2 separate regions of the Homo sapiens genome follow, and region 1 is linked to region 2. A link is a loop called in an ENCODE intact Hi-C map of the cell type or tissue named here. Cell type or tissue: mammary epithelial cell. All regions are shown on one strand. Each heading gives the region's core, and the rest is flanking DNA. Links, peaks and the distances in the headings are about the cores only.

The links. Peaks named below come from ENCODE experiments on the same cell type or tissue, not always from the same donor. Only the 100,000 strongest peaks of a DNase experiment are listed, where the experiment ranks them.
Region 1: it touches region 2 in a loop (10-fold over the local background); 27 of 110 quality-filtered maps call a loop at or near these places.

What each region holds. Positions count from the first base shown.
Region 1 is chr18:6,990,729-6,998,728 of GRCh38, reverse strand. It overlaps LAMA1 (laminin subunit alpha 1), which reads left to right. Exons shown (of 63, transcript NM_005559.4): 33 at 845-987; 34 at 3,283-3,372; 35 at 4,977-5,088; 36 at 6,009-6,168. Among named protein-coding and RNA genes, the nearest start is that of LINC00668, 65 kb to the right of the region's middle. In mammary epithelial cell, for the core only: no CTCF peak of the experiment used is centred there; DNase peaks (open chromatin) are centred at 3,538 and 4,488; H3K27ac peaks cover 2,785 bases.
Region 2 is chr18:6,913,914-6,927,426 of GRCh38, reverse strand. It overlaps ARHGAP28 (Rho GTPase activating protein 28), which reads right to left. Exons shown (of 18, transcript NM_001366230.1): 18 at 11,711-13,513. It overlaps LINC00668 (long intergenic non-protein coding RNA 668), which reads left to right. Exons shown (of 7, transcript NR_034100.1): 4 at 1-770; 5 at 869-987; 6 at 1,202-1,355; 7 at 1,709-1,953. It also overlaps the pseudogene SCML2P1. Among named protein-coding and RNA genes, the nearest start is that of LINC00668, 9.2 kb to the left of the region's middle. In mammary epithelial cell, for the core only: a CTCF peak has its summit at 7,222; DNase peaks (open chromatin) are centred at 7,206 and 10,156.

The DNA.
Region 1 (8,000 bases), core at 1-8,000, 74 kb before region 2:
TTTTTCCAGTTCTGATTTATTCTACCAGCAAGTGCATGAGATAGTCAGCTTGGGATGTCTTCTCAGGGGTTAATGGGGAAGATAGGGAGGCCTGTTAGGACCATGGCATTGGAGGTCTTTTTTGCTTTGACTTTTGTGTGGGTTATAAGCACAAACACCCCCACTATTCTCTCCAGTGTCCTTCACTTGTACTTGTGAAAGATGCATTTGCAAACTGCCTGAGGAGGTGACAGAGCAGGCTGTGGAAGGGAATGCTGGGATTCAGTGCAGTGGGTCCTAGTTAAAGATGAGCCAGGCAGCATAAAGATGGGGGCAGAAGAATGAAATGTGTGCCATAACTCCCTGCCTGTCTTTAGGTGCATCCGTTCTCCAGTTCTGCCTTACTTCCTTGCCTTTGCTTCCCTGGCTTGCCTTCCTCGCCTTTCATTACAGTCAATAAAGTTCTTTTCGTCAGCGTGTGTTCACCCCTCTTCCCCCTGCTGTTTTTCATGCTTGCTCATAGTTGTTTCAACTCTCTTACCACCTTATCACTTAGTAAGCAAAGACCCTTTTGCTTACTGGGCGCCACTCTTGGCCTCAGCTGTTTCTTTCTGTGTGACCTCTGGGAAGTTACTTATCTGATCTGAGTCTTGGCGTCATCATTGAATAGGGGCCTAGCACTTCCTGCCGTGCCACCCATGGCACAGTTGGAGTGAGAATGAGATCAGATGTGGTGCACGGGGTCTTGGAGTGTACTCTGACCGCATGTGTCATTTTCACAAAACAACTTGCGCAACTCCATGAAAAAATGGGCAGACCACATCGCATTAACTTTAACTCTCCTTTTTAAAAATTTGTCTTGTAGCCTGTGATGATGAGTGTGTAGGTGTGCTGCTGAATGACTTGGATGAGATTGGTGATGCCGTTCTTTCTCTGAACCTCACTGGCATTATCCCTGTCCCATATGGAATTTTGTCAAACCTGGAAAATACAACTAAATATCTCCAGGTAGGTACTGGAAATACAGAGATGAACAGACACTTGTATCATTAAGGGATATAGTCATTGGGAATGGTGGGAGTCATTCCATGTGTCCTCCCCACATTGTGAGAGCCCAACTTCCATCAGCCCCTGCGGGCAGGTGTCCAGTCTTTCCTTGACTGTGACCAGTGACAGGCACTTACTTACTTATCTCACACGCTAGCTTGTTTCACGGTGGGACAGCTCTCATCATTTCAGTGCTCTCTGGAGGACTCCTCATCAATGCTGCCCTCTGTGGCCCTCATTCTGCCTTTTGGGATAAGGCCAAGTCCACTTGCTCTTCTGTAAGACAACTTTGGGTATTTGCAAACAGCTGCCCTATTAGAAAAGCAGAAAATAGGCCAGGCACGGTGGCTCACACCTGTAATCCCAGCATCCCAGCACTTTGGGGGGCCAAGGCGGGTGGATCACGAGGTCAAGAGATCGAGACCATCCTGGCCAACGTGGTGAAACCCCATCTCTACCAAAAATACAAAAATTAGCTGGATGTGGTGGCGCGTGCCTGTAGTCCCAGCTACCTGGGAGGCTGAGGCAGGAGAATTGCTTGAACCTGGGAGGTGGAGGTTGCAGTGAGCCGAGATCACACCACTGCACTCCAGCCTGGCGACAGAGCAAGACTCCATCTCAGAAAAAGAAAAAGAAAAAGAAAAAGAGAAGAAAAGCAGAAAATAAATCTGAACAGTATCTTCTTTAAGGTATATTATTTTTAAAGTGTATTATTCTTCACTGCACTAAAGTTGCAGGGCACAAAATCTCTCCTCCCTGGAAGGCTACATTAAATGTCTGGCAGTAAATCATAGTTTTATGTTTTCATCAACAGAGCCTGGGTCAAAAAAGGGTGAGGAGTTAAGAAATTAACTTAGTAGACAGCATCCTACTATAGCACTTATTTATTTTTATTATCTTATTTATTTATTTTATTATTTTTTTGAGACAGGGTCTCCCTCAGTCACCCAGGTTGGCATGCAGTGGCGCAGTCATGGCCCACTGCAGCCTTAACCTCCATAGCTCAAGGGATCCTCCTGCCTTAGCCTCCCAAGTAGCTGAGACTACAGGCACACACCACCATGCCTGGCTAGTTCTTTTATTTTTATTTTTAATAGAGATGAGCTCTCACTATGTTGTGCAGGCTGGTCTTGAACTCCTAAGCTCAAGAGAACCTCCCACCTTGACCTCTCAAATTTCTGGGATTATAGGCATGAGCTACCACGCCCGACCTACTTTTAATTCTAATTGGAAAACAGTGTGATTCTTAAATTTTGCTTTATATATGCGTTAGAATTTGACATAATCTATGCAGTGCACCAGGTAGCAATAAAAGGGATGGCCATTCCTAAATGCCTTTTCTTAGATAAGAGTTTTCCTCAAACTTAGGACTTCCTTAGGTGTGTGCGTGTGTTTATGTGTGCGCTGGGATGGGGCTGGTTCTTGAATCCGTCTTGATTTGCAGTGGTCTTTTCTCTATAATGGTAGTTCAGAAAGGTTAGGGACCTCTAAGAGATGTTTTTATGTTATACTTTCCTCAAACGTCACAAAGTGTTTTTGAAAAATGAGAGCTTTTACCTCTATAAAAAAAAGAATATTTAACTTTTTTTTCCAATCACTATATACACGATCAGTATAATATCTGCCAGTCTTGGTCCCAGGGATATAACTATTTTATATATATCAAATAAGACAAATATTTGATTTAAATTTTAACTCATTTTGAATGATTTGCTCTAAATAAACCACTTGTCCGTTTTCTTTAAATAACTTTTTGTGTTTATGTAAAGTATTCATCAAGTTTTAAGGTTGAAATAAAATTATACAAGAAATTAGAAGGCTGTTGGCATAAATTAAGCACTTTATTTTTCTTTATTTTTAGTATTTATAAAGTCTTTCTTTATTGAATTCTTTTGTAGTTTAGCCTAAAAGGCATTTTTTTCTTAGGTGTTGCAATTATAGTTAAATTTGTGTGACTCTGCTATTGAGATAAAGCCAGACTTTTATCTGAGAATTGCAGCAGTATCAGATTCTGCTGAACACAACAGATTTTAAATTTATATCTATATCAGAAATATAATGCAAAGGATGGCAGTGTAGAATCATGTCGCTATAATCGAAACCTAAGTAAATGTGATCCATTTTTTTTTAAAATGACAGTTCCAAGGAAAGAAGAATTTCTTTCTGTGAACAAAAAAGAAATGCAAGTGCTTCTTAGTTAAGAATCAGAACATTTTACTTCGAAGCATTGTAATTTGTTTCCTCCATTCTTCCTAGGAATCTTTATTAAAAGAAAATATGCAAAAGGACCTGGGAAAAATTAAGCTTGAAGGTGTTGCAGAAGAAACGGACAACCTGCAAAAGAAGGTAAATTCTTTCCATAACCAACCAACCTTCCTCCTGGTCCCTCCCATCAGCCCTCCTGAGCAGTTGCCTTGGGGCTGTCTGGAAGGTTCTGATTAGATCATGCCAGCCTCTTCCTCCCACGAGCTGTGCTCCAGGTACTTAATCATCAAATTGGTTTTGACCCTGCCAGTTTCTGTGGTTTAGTGGGAAAAGGCTCCCGACTTAATGTCTGTTGTCATCTCTGCTGAGGACAGAGTTGGGCAGTCTCTTGGCTCTGACTTTCATTTTCTCCTCTGAAACAAAGGTGGGGCGGGGATGAAAAGATTGCTGAGGTTTCTTCCTTCTCCTAAATTCATTCAGTAACGAAGTACACGGTGAGCCCAAAAGCACGGACTGAACATCAGTAATGCTCTCTGCAGCTTGCTGGGTGGAGCAGGGAGGGCACAGACCTCATGATGAGGCATCTGTGCAAACTTCAGGCTTCAGGCTGGGGTGGTTCTGATTTTAGGGCCCTGAATGGCAAGTGAGCTTGTTTTTCTGTCATCAGGGAATTATTTATTCTGTTTAGCCTGTGCCAGAGGAATGGCATTTAGTGACCTAAAAAAGAATCTCCCCTTCTGCAGATGGTGAGGAAGGATTATTGTCAAATTTACTGTTTTTTCATTTATGAATTTTGTATGTGTGTGTGTGTGTGTGTGTGTGTGTCTGTACTGTGATGGTGTATCTATACATATGGATGTCTAATCTCCATCAACACATGCACACATACACAAACATCACCCTAGGAAGTATAGTTTGGCTCCTGTTAATTTAGAATTAACGATGTTTTGGAAAGAGTTGAAGGGTTTAAGTTTGGGTTTAAGTACCTCATCAAGCAAACATTTGGTTGGAAATAGGCTGATTAAAATAAATTCTCTGTATCCGTTATTCTCTTTGGTCTTGACTAGAAAACACCAAACTCAGACTGGGTTACTCTACATTCTTGGAAATTACAAACAACCTTTCCTTTAACAAAGAGTAAAAATCCCAGTAGAAATAACAGCTGAGGACAGCTAAGTGTCAGCCTCTGGGCTGCTGACTTCCTGGCTCTCGTCTTGTGTAGTTCTCGTAGCAGCCCTGGGAGGTAAGCGTTGCTGTTTCCCAAGTGTTACAGACAATGCTTGGAGATGTCTGGGCCTGTCCACAGCCTGGAGAATCAGGTCTAAAATCAGCTTGCCTGACTCCGTGTTCTTAACTCCTAGAGACTAACATCTCATAGGCCATACAAATCAGTAAGGTTTACTTTCTATATTCTGTATATTTGGGTTTTAAAGTGAATCGAGGGCCCTCACAGTATAGCCACTAGGAGAATCTGTAGTTTAATACACAATTAGCCTGCTTTTAAAAACATACCCATCTTTTCTTATGCTGAGTGAGTTGTAAATTATTTCATTAACTACTTAGTCCATTTCTAACCCCAAAATATTAAGCTCGGCTTGCATGATAATGCTCATCTTTACTCTATATTCTGGAATATATGTTGTTGCTTATAAGCGGCAACAGTGGAATATTACAACTTGCGTATTATTTAAAGTCAAACTAATTACTTAAAGTCAAACTAACCTGAGACTTTATTTTTCCACCAGCTCACTAGGATGTTAGCGAGTACCCAAAAGGTGAATAGGGCAACTGAGAGAATCTTCAAGGAGAGTCAAGACCTGGCCATAGCCATTGAGAGGCTGCAGATGAGCATCACAGGTAGTGTGGGCAGTGTCTAGTTTGAAGTATCTGTGCTTATCTAGTAAGAAGTCACCATTGCTTTATTAAACATATGAATAGATGTATATCTCTTGCATCGGGTTTCCGGAACCAGAGGGGCTGGAATAGTTTGGGGATCCTGAGATGTGCAAACTTTAGTCTTTGACTGAGAGTTTTAGCTTTAAAAAAATGCATATTTCTTTTTTTATTTTCTGCATTATGCCTAAAACTTAGATCCTAATTCTCAAGCCCTGTTATGGTAAAGTTAGTATGGTAGCTCTCCATCCATTTGCCCAGAATAGGAGCTGACAGGATTTGGGACTTCAGTTAGGTACCAAGTATATCCATCACATTAGAATAATTTAATCACTTCTCAGTTGGGTGTGCTGTGGCTTTTAGCATACTATTTTCAGTTTTCTGGCTACCAGAAACATATGATCGCTCTTCTTTTTATATTATAGTGTAAGGGCTTAAAAAGTACAGAATCCAATAAAAATCAGACTTTATAGGGCAAAAGGTAAGGAAATTATTAGAACAAAGTATACTTAATAAAAAAAGTAGGATCAAGCATTGGTGGTTTATTTATGCAGTAAATATTTATTGAGAACATTTATTTTTCATGTGCAGATGTCTCTGCCAGGTACAAGGAAATGCTGAGGTTGACACCATGTCCTTGCCTTTAGGGAGTTTATTGGTGCATGAGAAGACTTTGAAATAGACCAGTAATCCCAAGTTCATGAATGTTTAGTTAGGGGATGTGCAGAGTACACTGGGATATGCCAGGTGGCCTGGCCTGACATGGAGGTCCAACTCAGCTTAGGTAAACAGAGCAGTCCTCAGCAGAGAAGTTTCTAAGTTCTTCACTTGGTACTAGCCACTTTTGAGAGGCTTATTAAATAATTGATGAATTTTCTCCATAGAAATTATGGAAAAGACAACTTTAAATCAGACTTTGGATGAAGATTTCCTACTACCCAATTCTACTCTTCAGAACATGCAACAGAATGGTACATCTTTGCTAGAAATCATGCAGATAAGAGACTTCACACAGTTGCACCAAAATGCCACCCTTGAACTCAAGTAAGTTTCTAATTACTGTGTGCAATGCAACCAAGTAGAGAGAGAAACTTGCACGCTATCTCCAAAGGAGAAGGAGGCATCGTGGAAGAAAAGTGCTCACTGGAAATGAAATATCCTAAGAGAGGAGAAGGGGCCCTGTGGTCAAGTAAATGAAGAGATGGGTACTGACCCCTCCAAATATAGAAAGGTGTAATCTGTGCAGTCAGTGTAATCTATCTTTGTGCTATCATGCGGTAGCTTCTGTCCTTTTCTGTGATTCCGGGATGTTTCCACTTAGCACAAACAGCATAGCCTCATGGTACTGTAGATCAAGGATAAGGCAGTAAACTCTCATAGAAAAAAATCGTTGGTGGCCACCCATACCATGAACTCTAAGACAGGTCAATGTTATGCCAGAATAATTGAGCTTAGTTATATAAAAAAGTATAGTTACATTGAAACCCACGATGTGAAGTGACACAGAGATCACAAAGCATTCTTACATACAGTCACAAGGAGTTTGGAGTTTCCTTTCCAGCTTTTATCTTAGCATTTCCACACAGGTATTACTTGATATACTAGCACAGGCTGTCTCTCTGCAGGTTGTAATGAATGTCTGAAGTGCTGTTATAAATAGTTACATGATACTTTATTAAAACTCTACTCTGGACGTTACTATCTAAACTATAATCTAATGAAATGATATAGTCATGTGAGATATTTAAACTTTAATATTTTGCTATTTTAAATTATGTTGTGAGGGACTTCTTATTCAAATGTTTTATATCTTTTTCTATATTGAAATATCAAATATTTATTTATACTGTATATATCTCTTCTTTTTCTGTATTTCAGATTATTTTCAGGGTAGATATTAAGAAGTAGAATTATTGGCTGGGCGTGGTGGCTCACGCATGTAATCCCAGCACTTTGGGAGGCTGAGGCGGGCAGATCATCTGGGATCAGGAGTTCAAAACCAGCCTGGCCAACAAGGCAAAACCCGTCTCTACTAAAAATACAAAAATTAGCTGGGCATGGTGGTAGATGCCTGTAATCTCAGCTACTCGGGAGGCTGAGGCAGGAGAATTGCTTGAACCTGGGTAGCGGAGGTTGCAGTGAACTGAGATCATGCCACTGCACTCCAGCCTGGGCGACAGAGCAAGACTCCGTCTCAAAAAAAAAAAAAAAAAAAGAAGAAGAAGTGGAATTATTTAGTCAAAGAATTTGTGTTTTGAGGATTCCTAACATGCACTTCCAAATAATTTTTTTTTTATATTTTTTAAAAACAATGTTCACTGCCACCAGCAACACACTAGAGGGTTGGGTATGTGTCTTTTTTCATCATAGAGCATAATTTTTGACGTTGTTGATTTGTTAGGTGAAAAACAAAAGGAGGTGCTTACAGTTGGATGGAGTTTGGAGAGAGGACTAGTAATCTAATTACTAGAATAATAGGGCCTGGAAAGGGCTCTGAGAGAACTAGGATCTAAAGGCCTTGCGCAGGGGGAATGAGAGGAGGACGTGGTCCTGGGAGATGGGCGTGAGCAGCTGTCTGTGGAGCCCCTCCTCTGTGCCAGGAGAGTGCTGGCTTCTCTTCTCACATTGTGTTCTGTGATCATCTCAGTCTTTCCAAGTAGGGGAGAACCCAGTTGAGGAAACTGAGGCCCAGGGAATATAAGTAACTTGCCCTATGTTAAGCCCCCGGGACAATATGAAACCTGACCACAAACCTGAATCTGTTTGAGTCTAAACCCTATTATTTTCCCACCCAGAACAAAAGGAAGTACCATTTGAGACCCATTCCATAAAAGATGGGCAGGTGGAATTTGGACAGTCGGAGACATCGAGGGCCT
Region 2 (13,513 bases), core at 2,699-10,698:
TCCAATAGTTGCGGAGCAGATCAGATAAGGGTTCTTCCTGTCTGTTGCTTCAAGTTTCATTCTCTCTTTAAACAATACAAGGTTGGCTTCCATGGTTCCTTCTTAAAGAATGTTGAAGGTGTGTCTTCAGATTCATTTAGTGTTCGTGGAACCCCAGGGAAAGCTGATGTAAAAACCTCTTTTTTCTCCCATATGTCTCAAAAAGTTGTATTTTCTGGGTCCAAGGGATCTGCAAGCCTCCTAAAGGCATTTCCATTGTCACTACCACCAGGTGTGAACTGTAATCTGGCACGTATAGTTCCAAGAACTGTCATAATAGATGCTGAAGAAACATTGTGAAGTTAACTCGCTGTTACCAACTGTGAAGTCATTAGCTAGAGGAATCTTGGGCGGTCTGAAATCTGAGATACTGTGGAAAGAACAGAAAGATCCTGTATCTTTCCTATAATTGTTCTACTGGAAGTTGTCATTTTACACAGGAGACATTCTGTTTTATTTATTTTCTTTTGAGACAGGGTCTCACTCTGTCGCCCAGGCTGGAGTGCAGTGTTGTTACCACAGGTCACTGGTGCCTCCACTGCCTGAGGACTGCTCAAGCAATCCTCCTGCCTCAGTCCCCTGAGGAGCTGGGGCCACAGGCCTGCACCACCATGCCTGGCTAATTATTTTTATTTGTAGAGACAAAGTCTATCTTGCCTAGGCTGATCTCGAACTCCTGGGCTCAAGTAATCCTCCCGCGGTGGCTTCTCAAAGTGCTTGGGATTACAGATGTAAGCTACCATGCCCGGCCTCACAGGAGACATTTTTGATGTCCCTCTTGACAGTCTACAAAAGTCTACAAATCTTTTTTTTTTTTTTTTTGAGACAGGGTCTTGCTCTGTCACCCAGTCTGGAATGCAGTGGTGCCATCATAGCTCACTACAGCCTGAGCTGTACTGAGCTCGAGGGATCTTCCCGTCTCCGCCTCCTAAGCAGCTGGGACTACAGGTACTTGCCCCCAGGCCCAGATAATTTATTTAAAAACTTTTTTTGTAGAGACAGGGTCTCACTATGTTGCCCAGGCTGGTCTCAAACTCCTGGCCTCAAACAATCCTCTACCTCAACCCCCCTAAGTGCTGGCATTACAGGCATCAGCTGCCATGCCTGGCTACAAATCTTAATGTTTTCCCCATGGCTTCTTTTTCTGGCGTTCTTTTCTCAGGTAATGGAAGTGGGCAGAGAATGATCCTTTCCCTAGGCTCCAGTGTGTAAGAATTAAAGAAAGAGGAAAGAAACACAATGGCTTGATGGTCGAGGACAGGTTTATTTTAAAGAAAACAAACCCAAGAGTGGCTTCTGGCTGAGTTAGATCAGAGGCATGCTCTCTTACAGACTAAGAGTTTTTAAGGATTCAGGGTGGGAGAGTTTATCAGAGGCTTGGACTGCTTCTGTGTCTCTTTAGGTGTGCTTATCTGGGAGGGAGTTGTGTGTCTGTTTCCATACATCTTCCTGCAGCTGCAGGCATACCCCCAGGTCTGCTTTTAGCTTCCCTATCTTAGTGCACCTGAAGGGAAAGAATGTGCTTATTAAGGCCCACTGTTATACTGGGGCCCAATGTATGAGGGTGAAGTTTGGCAATTACCCAAGAGACTTTCCCCCCACCTCCCTCTGTGCCTGAGCTGTCTCATCTATGTTTTACTGTCTGCTCTTTCTGTCTGCTTGTTGTTAGAAGAGAAGTGATTTTCTTGAAATGCATGAGGCTGGAAAGGGAGCTGGCACTTAAAGTGGCGGTGTTTGTCCGAGAGGATGGTGCTCCTGCTCTGTCACAGTGGGCATGGGGATTCAGGCCACTGCCACCGAATTTCAAGAGCCCAAGCACAGAGCCCAGAACTAAATTGTGAGGGTTTAAAAAAAAAAAAAGCTTTATTGAAGTATAATTGACATACAATAAACTTGAATATTTAAAGTGTACAATTTATGCGTTTGGGCATTTGTATATACCCCTGCAACCATCAGCACACTGAAGATAAGGAATATACCCATTACCCCTGAAAATTTCCCCATGCCCTTTGGAGCCCCTCCCTTCAACCCCTCAAATACTTAATGCGCTTTTTCCCGAAAGGCAAGAAGAAAGCTTCCCTACACATTTATCAAGGCTGTTATAATCCTGACTCCCAAACAAGGTAAGGAAATTGTTAGACACTTAGAGAACACTTTCAACTATTGTATTCAGATGTTAAAATCCTCAGTAAAATTCCCATAACAGTTAATTGAACAAACCAATTATGCAAAAACATACAATCAACTATAATTGCACCCTATAGACTCCCCTTTTTATTCTCTAATGTGTTATATTCCACTAAATCTTTCTTCATCTTGCCAGTTTTTCTTCTAATTTCCCTGCAGCTATAATTTTGGCTGATGCTATAGTTTGAATATTTGACCCTCCAAACCTCATGTTGAAATTTAGTCCCCAGTGTTGGAGGTGGGGCCTGGTGGAAGGTGTTTGGGTCATGGGGGTGGATCACTCATGAACGGCTTGGTGCTGTTCTCATGGCAATGAGTGAGTTCTCACATAATCAGTTCCCTCCAGAGCTGGTTATTAAAGAGAGCCTGGCATCTCCCCTCTGTCTCTCTTGCTTCCTGTCTCATCATGTAATGTCTGCACACACTGGCTCCCCTTCTGCCATGAGTGGAAACTCCTGGAAGCCCTCACCAGAAGTAGATGCTGTTGCCAGCAGAACCACGAGTCAAATAAACCTATTTTTATAAATTACCCAGCCTCAGGTATTCCTTTAGAGCAACACATATGGACTAAGACAGTGATGTTCTCAATTTACCCTGACATTGCATGCAGGCCGGCTGTTTCCTCTTAAGTTCCCGGAGTGGGAATGTGTTCCGGACAAAGGATGCTAGTGAGTGGCAGTCCCCTACATTTCAGAAGGAGCAGAACAATGAAAGAAGGAAGTTGTATTCAATTACAATTTCTTTAGGCCTTTCTAAAGTTTGTCAACCCCTTGAATAAGTCCATAGAAGTACCACAAGTGGGCCAGGAGTAACTTCATTTTGTGTCAAAGACAAAGACTTCTTGGACCTGGAGAATAGGGTCCAACAAATAGGCCTTCTACAATAAGGCATTCCTTTCCCATTTGGTCTGTCCATGCAGCTGTCTTAACATGATTCATGCTATTTAGGAGTGATACATGATTAAATGTTGAACATTCATCAACAGATATTTATCAATTGTTACCTTTCACCTGGACTGGATGTTGAGGTGAAAATGGAGAGAGTGCTTTATTAAAATTGCAAGGATCAAGAGGCATATGTGTTTTTAACCTTAAAACACTACAAAATGAAGGGCTAACTTGTACAGTGGGATGGAGTGAATGATATGGGCATCTGTTAAGATGCCATCTGTAACCAGGCTCTGCAGAATGTGTGCTGGCAGCCTTTGTGGTAGAGCAGCCCAGTTCACAAAGTGCTGTCACTGTGGGGATGAGACTGTGGGGATGGGTGGGTGGTGAAGGCATGGCAGATCTAACCTCTTGACTGAAGCAGAGGGACCCTGCTGTGCAGCAATGGGAGAGGAAAAAGGACAAAGTAGGTTGGGCCTGATCATGGAGAGCCCAGGGGAATTACCCCATGCCCATTTCCAGTCGGCCCCTGCTCCAAGCGACCCACTTTTCTAATGTATATCTCCATAGATTAGTTTTTCCTGCTGTTGAATTTCATGTAAGTGGAATCATGCATTGTTAAAGAAAAATTATTCATGACACTCATTAAAGATGATAAGGCAGATTTTAACATGGGGGACCTCCATAATGGGGTTTTGCAGTAGGGAAGAAAGGTTTGGCTCCACTCTGAACACAACAAGGACAACTGGGGGTTTCTAGCCAAGGAGCAGGGTGGGGCTCAGTGGATGGAAAGTTACTAAGAGGAAACATCAAAGCTAGGGAGGTTTTTGTTAGAGGAGCTCAACAGGATCTTTGCTCAAGGCAGGCCAGTATGGGAAGATATGAAGAGTGGGGGGTGTGGAATTTGATCAGATAACAATGGTGGGGGATTTTCGATAAACTGACCCAACAAGATTGTAACTCACCTAAATGAACCAAGGACAGTCTAAAGTTTAAGCTTTGAGGGCTTAGAGGGCCTCACTGGAGTTAGGTCAAAGAAAACCTTTGTCAGTATGGACTCATGTTTGACTTTTTGCATGCAACATGTTTTTGAAATTCATATTGTTGCATGTGCTCTAAATTCATTTTATTTTATTGTTGAGTAGTACTCCGTTATATGAATTAACCAAGTGTATTTAACCCTTTTCCAAGTTTTGTGTGTTATGAATAAAACTTCAGTGGACATTCTTGCACAAGTATTTGTGTGGATGTGTTTTAATTTCTCTTGGGTAATATCTTAGGAGTTGATTTCTAGGTTATAGGGTAGGTACATGGTTATGTTTATACTATATTGCCAGTTTTCCAAAGTAGTTCTGCTACTTTATACTCCCAACAGCAATGTATGAGAACGCCAGTTGTTGTATTCCTTGCCAACACTTGGTATTATGTCTCTTTTTAATGTTGAGCATGGTTTTTTTTTTTTTTTTTTTTTTTCTGGAGACCGAGTCTCGCTCTGTCACCCAGGCTGGAGTGCAGTGGTGCAATCTCGGCTCACTGCAACCTCTGCCTCCCGGATTGAAGTGATTCTCCTGCCTCGGCCTCCCAAGTAGCTGGGACTACAGGCACCCACCACCACGCCCAGCTAATTTTTTGTGTTTTTAGTAGAGACGAGGTTTCACCATGTTAGCCAAGATGGTCTTGATCTCCTGACCTTGTGATGCACCTGCCTCAGCCTCCCAAAGTGCTGGGATTACAGGCATGAGCCACCGTGCCCAGCCAATGTTGAGTATTCTTGTGGTTGCATAGTGCTATCACCTGGTGGTTTAATTTGCATTTCTCTGATGACTGATGATGTTGAGTATCTTTTTATGCATGTTGTCTATTTCTATACTTTTGTGAAGTGTTCAAGTCTTTTGTCCATTAAAAAATTATCTTTTTAAAATCAGTGATTTGTTAGAGTTCTTTACATATTCTGTGAATTATACACACACACACACACAAACACACACATTCTTCACCTAATCTATAGCTTTCCTTTAACAGTTTATTGACTGAGCAAAAATATTAAATTGTATGGATCCAATTTATCAATGATTTCCTTCTATGGCTAAGGTTTTTGTGGTCCTATTGTAGTGACACAGAACTGTGTGGTAGAGAAGCCTGTTTCCAATGTCTAAGGAAATGGAGCTCAGGACTATAGCAAAGCTCACTGCTATGCAGTGATAGAAATGTTATGCAAATGCAGAGCAACTACCGAAAATGAGCTGTATGTGTTATATAACATAAAAGGTCATAAATAAGATGTCATTGCCTGGAAGACTATGCAAGTGATTGTTAGTTGGCAAAATTCAGATAAATTTTTCAAAGGTGTCCCCTCCCATGTATCCCTTTCCAACTTCTTTCTGGTCAGAGAAGGTGTAATTTACTGCTGGGAAGAAGAGAGAAATGTGTCTAATAGAGCCTCCAGCTTCCCTGGAGCTCCTGATTCTTTTCCATCTGCTGTGTGCTTTGCTGTCAAACAACATTTTGTAGATGTCTTTGGAACTGAGATAATGCCAGCAGGGTTCCAAGTTGATCTAGTGGAAGAGATTGCAACCCAGCTCAGGGCCAGAACCTTCCAGGATGGCCAGAAGGGGACAGCAGGCATTTCCTAGTCAAGAAGGTAGGAATAGATAACCTCCTAAATATGCCCTTGAAGCCATCAATTAACTAGGAATGACAGCTTTCTTAGCTATGGAACAGAAAAAATACCAGTAACAGGGCAGGAAATATTACCATAGGATGACAATTGCCATTACTCTTCCAAACCTAGCATTTGGATCCGCCAAGAAAGAGAAAGGATAGAGATAGTGCATGGGGTGCATGGGCTTAGTTATCATTCAGGGCCATTCTGTGCCAAAGTCAGGAGCTATATCCAGGGAAGTAAATTAACCCTATGGGATGAAGCTGTTTGTGCGGGGTTTGTGAACAAAAGTCGTTTGAAAAGGAATTTGGAGGAAAGAGGCTTATTCCAGTGAACAGTTTGCAAACCTGGGAGATACAGCCTTAAAGGAAGGTACATTCCAAAGTACAAAGGGAGGGCTCTGGTTTTATAGTGACAGTGCCTGCCCAGGTGCCCAATCATGTTCATTTATGCAAATAAAAGATTCAAACTTGCCTAGTTGTGATTGGTCAATACAGCTGAGCTCTGGTTGATTGGTTGATACAGCTGAGATCTCCTTGGCTGGTTCAGGTGAGCGCAGCGTGTGGCAAAGTACAGCAGAAGTGCGGGTGGTCTGGGGACTCAGGGTGACCTCTAGTCAACTGCAGATGGCTGCGTGGCTCTATTCAAAATGTAGGCCCAGCTGGCCATCTGGGTGCCTCTTGAAGGAGTGGCTCTTTAGGGTTCACCTTTGTTTACAGGTGTCAGAAACGAAGAGACTCAAGAAAAGACTGCCTGCCCTACTCACCTTGACTGAGCGCTGACGAAGACCACGGGGCCCTCTGCGCTGCAAGGGCGGAGGTGGCCCAGAAGCCCGCAGTGCCCACGTGCAGGACCCAGGGTAGGGGGTGAGGCCGGACGATGGCACCCGCCCCGCTGGTTCCCAGCCACACAGGGAGGCAAAGCAAAGGCAGCCCGCGGGCGGATGGAGCTGCAGGGGCCGAGCGTCGGCAAGCCCAGGACGGCCTGGCGCAGGGTTGCGGGCGCCCGACCTCCAGCGTGGCCCGCGGATGCAAGACAAAGCTTTAAAGCCTCCGGCCGCACAGCCACCCACTAGTCCCCAGGTATGAGGACGGTCTGAAGAACCTCTCTCTCCTCTGCCTGCTGAAGAGTTCCAAGACAAGTAAGGCAACAGCAAGGACGACACAACCACACACCGCCACAACCACACGCCACCACCACCACACACTACCACAACCACACCACACACCTCCACAACCACACACCACCAACCCCACACTGCCACAACCACACACAACCACACACCACCACCACACACCAGAACCACACACAACCACACATAACCACAACCACACAACACCACAACCACAACCACACACCAGCACCACAACACACAACCACAACCTCCCTCTGAGCTGCTCAGGCTGCTTTAACCAACCAGTTTGGAATCCAATCAAAATCCTCTGCTGCCGTCTAGCGACGAATACCGGGAAAGCAGAATATATAGTAAGAAAGCTGTTTAAGAGGCAAAAAGTGATCGTCTAAAGGTTTGCAAGTGCAAGCCAGAAGAACCTGGTCATCCTGTGTTCATGACAGTGCCTTGAACTGGGTCACCCCGCACTTGCTAAGGGGCTGGTGTGGGATGTGACAAGAAGAAAGTCGTCAAGGGGACTCCAAGATTTCTGACTTGAGAAACTGAAAAAGCCACTGTTAACTGAGATTTTTTTTTTTTTTAATGTGGGTGGAACGGATTTGGGCATAAAGATTTAAAAATCCAGTTTGAAACGTGCTAAATTGGAATGTTTAAAAGGGAATACTTGCTAAACTGAGCAATAATTATGCTGTCTCCAGGTTAGCACGCGTCCCCTTTTAGGTCAAAGGATACAGAGTAGCAAGTATGTAGGAGGAACAAATCAAAAGATCTAATGAACAACATCGGGACTGTCGTTTCTATAGTGTGTTGTGTTAAGGATTTTTGCAAAATCAGTAGATCATAGCTGCTCTTGCCACAAGGCGGAAAAACGGAAAAATGGAAAAACGGGTAACTATGTGAGATGATGGATATATTAATCTGTTGTACTCTAGTAACCATTTCACTAGATACATAATATCGTGTTGAACACCTTAAATATACACCACCAGATTTATTTTTTAAAATAAAAATGAAACATGGCTTGAAAACCAAAAAAATTAGCTGTACTATAATTTGATATGTTAAACATTGTCATGCTGTTATTTGATGTAACTACGCCCATAATTCCCAGGATAAAAATATTGGAGTCGTATTAAGATTACTTGGACATTAAGTAATTGGATTGGTCAAGAGGTGAAAGGGAGATTACTGTCCCATAGAAAAAGTCAAATGCTGGTTCTCATATATATATCACTTTGCATATTTGTATGTTAAGTGGATTGAACCTACATCACATGGTGGAAGGACTGCATAAAAGGTTAACATAATCTTTTCTCTATCTCTGTGAAAATCTAACTGCAGGCTGTCTACCTCCTTTCCCCTGGGAACCTGGTGACATGAAATGTTTGCTTGAGAGCATTGCTTTTAGGAAAAGAATGGCCGATCTTAGGATGTATCTTTTCAAACTATGGTCTTTGTAACCTTTCTGTCCTGAAACAGAAAAGACTTCTCCTCAACTGGTTGGGTAGCGCAATGTATTGACATAGAGTTCTGGTTCTAGCTCCGGTAGGCACAGAAAGACCACCGAGATTAACTCCCCAGACTCATCCCTCTGTAAACTGCTGAGGACAACAACTGTGCTTGGCCCTGCCTTACTCCCGGAAGTGCACTTTGAAATCTCTGCATGACATCACAGCGTGTTCAAAAGATGAACAAGTGACTGCTATTTGGTGTTGTGACCAAGGAAACTCTCCAGACTTGTAAATTCATATTCTTCTTCAAATAGAGGTGGCTAAGAATAGCATCCCGGGATTCTTTATCATTTATGAATCCTTTTGCTTACAACCGTTGGCAAAATGGCGTGGGGTGACGTTAACTTGTCAAATTAATGTAGAGGGATGCTAACTGTTTATGCGCAGCATATTTTGTGCTTATCATCTGCATCACTAAATCATACTTCATGAATGATTTCATTACTGAGTCAAGAGTTGTAGGGTTAGAAATACTGTAACTGATCATGTAATTGACAACAGAATAACTGTGGATTACTTGTTAGAACTGGATCATGTTGGTAACCATTTGCAAAATAGCTGTTGTTGAAACCGAACTGTTACTGTTCGAAAACAAAAAGTTGCAGCATTGAAAGATTTATGGAAGCAGAAAATAGCTTCCACAACCCTGTTAGGCAATAGATTTTTAGATTGGAGAATTGGCGGACTATTACTGATGGGTATGGTAGTACCGATTTTGGTACTTATACATGCAGATTGTTATGTGATTGGATTGGTGCCCTGGGGTGGTGGAGTCTACACTGTAGCACAGGCTTGCACCTGCACAGTGATAAAAATGTTACGAGATGGAAGAGCAAAGCTCAGAATGAATTATCATTAGGTACAAGTTCATAAACACATTGTAAGAGTACACATACGGTAAAATCTTTCAAAATCATACCCCTACCAATTCTCCTCACTGCTTACCCCCGTCTGTAGGTATTGAGAGAAAGTATGATTTATGGTGGCAGAGATAAATGACATATCCAAGGGCCCTGCGTTGCCCCAACTCCTGATTCTCTTCCATCTGTTTGCATGTGTTGTTGTCAAAGAAATAATATTTTGAAGAGAACTTTGGAATTGAGAAGATGTCTTGCAACGTTGTCTGAGGAATATTACTTACTTCAAAGTCATAAAGATAACCTCCCCAGTCTTCTTCTGGAAGACTATACTTTTAGCTTTCACATTAAAGCCTGTGATCTAACTTGCATATATTGTACTTTTGTGAAATAGAAGTCCAGGTTCATCATGGTTTTTTTTTTTCCCAAAGGGATGTCCCGGTGTATTAGTCAGAGTACTCCAGAGAGAACCAATCATATATATGGGAAGGGATTTATTCAGGGGAATTGGCTCCCAAAATCAACGAGAGGTGGAAAATTCCCACCATAGGGGAATCTGCAAGCTGAAGACCAGAGAAACCCATAGCTCGGCTCATTCTGGAAGCAGCCCCAAGTCTGAGACCTAAAGTCTGAGAGCCCCTCGGGAGTCTTGTGGTGCAAGTCACAGAGTCCAAACCTGAAGAACCTGGAGTCTGGTAGGGCAGAAGGAAAAAAGGCATCTGTCTCTGGAAGGGAGAGAGAGAACAGAGAGGAGACAGCAGAGAATTCCCCTTTCTTCCACCTGTTTGTCCCAGCCAAACCTCCAGCCCATTGAATTGTGCCCACCCATATTGAGGGTGGGGCTTCTCTCAGTTCACTGACTCACAGGCGAGTCTCCTCTAGAAACAGCCTAACAGAAATACCCAGAGACAGTGCATCACCAGGCAACTAGGCATTCCTCAGTCCAGTCAACCTGACACCTAAAGTTAATCATCACACCCGGGAATCACAGCACTGTATTTTAAAGAGAATTTCCATTCCCCACTGAATTGCCTTGGCAGTTTGTGAAAAATCAACTATGTATGTATGCGTCTATTTCTTAACTCTAGTCTGTTCCAGTGATCCTTCTGCTTATCCTTACACCAATACCACACTGTACTGATAACTGTAGCTTTGTAATAAGTCTGGAAACAAGTAATATAAGTCCTTCAAATTTATCGTACTTTCTCAAGACTCTTTGATTATTCTAAGTCCTTTGAATTTCCGTATGCATTTTAAAATCAGCTTCTCAATTTCTACAACAAAAAAAGACTCCTGGAATTCTGATTTGGATTTCGTTGTGTCTACAGGTCCATTTGGGGGAGAATGCATGCCTTAACAACATTGAATATTGCAATACAGGAACGTGGACTATCCTTCCATTTACTGAGTTCATATTTAATTTCCCTTGGCAATGTTTGTAGTTTTCAGTAATTAGGCCCTGCTTATCTTGCTCTAAATTTATTTTTCTATATTTTATATTTGTTGATGCTATTGTAAGTGGTATTGCTTTTATAATTTTCTTTCCCAGCTGTCTTTATAGCTAATACATGGAACACAACTGATTTTTGTGATTGACCTTGTGCCTTGTGAAGCTGCTAAATGTACTTATTACTTCTAGTAATTGTAACTATTGATTACTTATGGCTTTCTTTACATAATCATATAGTCATATCATCTGCAAATTAAACAGTTTCATACTTCTTCCTTTCAACACTTTTTGCCTTTTCTTTTTCTTGACTTACAGCGCTAGATAGGATCTCCTGTACAGTGTTAAATAAAAATAGGAAAAACAGACACTCTTACCTTATTTGTTATCTCAGGGCACGTTTATTCAATCTTGGCACTACTGAATAATTCTTCTTTTTTTTTTTTTTTGACAGAGTCTTGCTCTTTCTTCCAGGCTAGAGTACAGTGGTGCCACCTTGGCACACTGCAACCTCCGCCTCCTGGGTTCAAGTGATTCTCCTGCCTCAGCCTCCCAAGTAGCTGGGATTACAGGCAAATGCCACTGTGCCTGGCTAATTTTTGTATTTTTACTATAGATGAGGTTTCACCATGTTGGCCAGGCTGGTCTCAAACTCCTGACCTCAGGTGATCTGCCCACCTCGCCCTCCCTAAGTGCTGGATTACAGGTGTGAGCCACCGCGCCAGGCCCAGGCTGGATAATTCTATGTTGCAGGGCTGTCCTGTGCACTGGAGCGGGATCAGCAGCATCCCTGGCTTCTCACCCATCAGAGGCTGGCAGCATCCTCTCACGCCCCGGTGCTGAAAAACTGATAAGTTACTCTTCAAAAACAAGAACATTTGGAAACAACATCGGTTTCCAGGTATTGCCAAATATTTCCTTAAGGCAAAATCATCCCTAGCATCACTGTGCCCTTGGAATAGTGAAGTAGAAGAATTCTCATACAATGTTTTTAGTTTTTTTCTCTTTATTTCTTATGGATAAAATGCAACATACATATTCTACTTAACAATGAAAGCTGATGGAACAGAAGAATCAATATTAGCTTTTGAGATGGGCAAAGACATAAAACATTGGCGTTTTCTAGTGTCATGATTTGTCAAATTAGTTTTAGAAAATAGTTGGTAAATGTCTGACAGAAAAAAATTTTTAATTAAGGTGTATGTAAGTGTGTAAAACTGTTAAAAATGCTTGAAAACAAACATTTTAATCCCATGACATATTATTTTTATTTGTGGAAAACAGTTAAAAACTGCCTGTCAGAGAAACTATTTAATCCTTTAACATAAAGTCTTTTAAGGCACATAAACATTTATGAAGAACAGTTGAAATATGCTCGCTAGGAAGAAGGGACATTTTAACTCATATGAGCTTTCAGTCAAGTGAAATACGTGGACAGCAGATGAAAATGCCTGAAAGAAAAGATGGACATTAATTCCTACTCCTGAACGCTTGCATCTGCACATGGTTAGAAACTCAAGACAATGAGCAGGACACAGAATTCTCTCAGAGTATACCACATAGATCACAGTTACACAGTATTTCTGGTTTTAAAGCTTTGCTGAAAATATTTTTCATCATTAAATGTATATTATTAAACATACACTGAAAGCTAACTGAAGTGATTTAAATAATAAGATTCAGGCACAGTTTGTAACAACAATTGTTAAAGTCCATTCATTTTTTTTTTCCCAAGAAAGGCAAGTGAGGTAGTTTATACTGTATAGACGTTGTAAATAGTTGATAATCCAGTTTGTTTAGAGATCATTGACTCCAAGAATCATATTTCCAAGTGAGCTGCTTAACAAAGGGATCTTCTTTTGCAGGATGGAGGAAAACAATGAATCAACTCTAGGATTTTTTTCTGAATAAGCATTCCTAAAATGTTAGTTCCCTCTAACACTTTCTCCTGGAGGACATTATTTTCCCAAGTGTATACCAAGAGCACTAGGAATGGGTGAGGGGGAGAAGCTCTTAAGGATAGCATGTAGAAGCCCAGTATCTGCCCTTCTTTTGTTTGCAAAGATATGAGTCTTTTTTATGAATTTATTAAATTTTTAAAAAACAACTCTTGATAAGGCAAAAATTCTTTCAATACTTAGATGACAGGCATCTTTGCATTTTAACTGTAGGGGTTTGTTTATTCTTAGGAATAAAATTGGTCAAAAGAACCTCCACACAAATATTAGTCTGTGTATCTACTAAAAATTCTTCTCTAATGAATTTGCCCTCTGATTAAGAATCAAAGTTATATCCAATGATACTAGTATTGACATGGCCTTCCATACATACATATATACGTATGGAAGTTGAAAGTTGCCACACATCCTTGAATAAACTAGAGTGATTATACTTACTGACTCAGCGAAGTCCCTGCCATTTAAAACCACATGAAAGTAGACAAGAATTTGTATTTTACTTGTTACCTATTAGGGATTTATTTGAAACTGGTGACAAGCTGAAGTAAATCTTAAAACCTTCAGAATTTACTCATAGGTTCTAATGTGTTTTCAGTCAAAAGAAATAAAAATTCTCAAATTAAAAAATTAAATGAACAGATTTGTGAATTTTCTACATAAACACAACAGAATTGAACCATTCAAATGCAAGGAAATACACTGAGAAATATCATTCAGTTTTCATATATACGCAGAAATGTAAGGTAGCTATTTGAAGAATTTCTTCCATACGTGGTCATAAATTACTGCCGTTTTACATCTTGGGATGTGGCAATTACATAAAGTAAAATGTT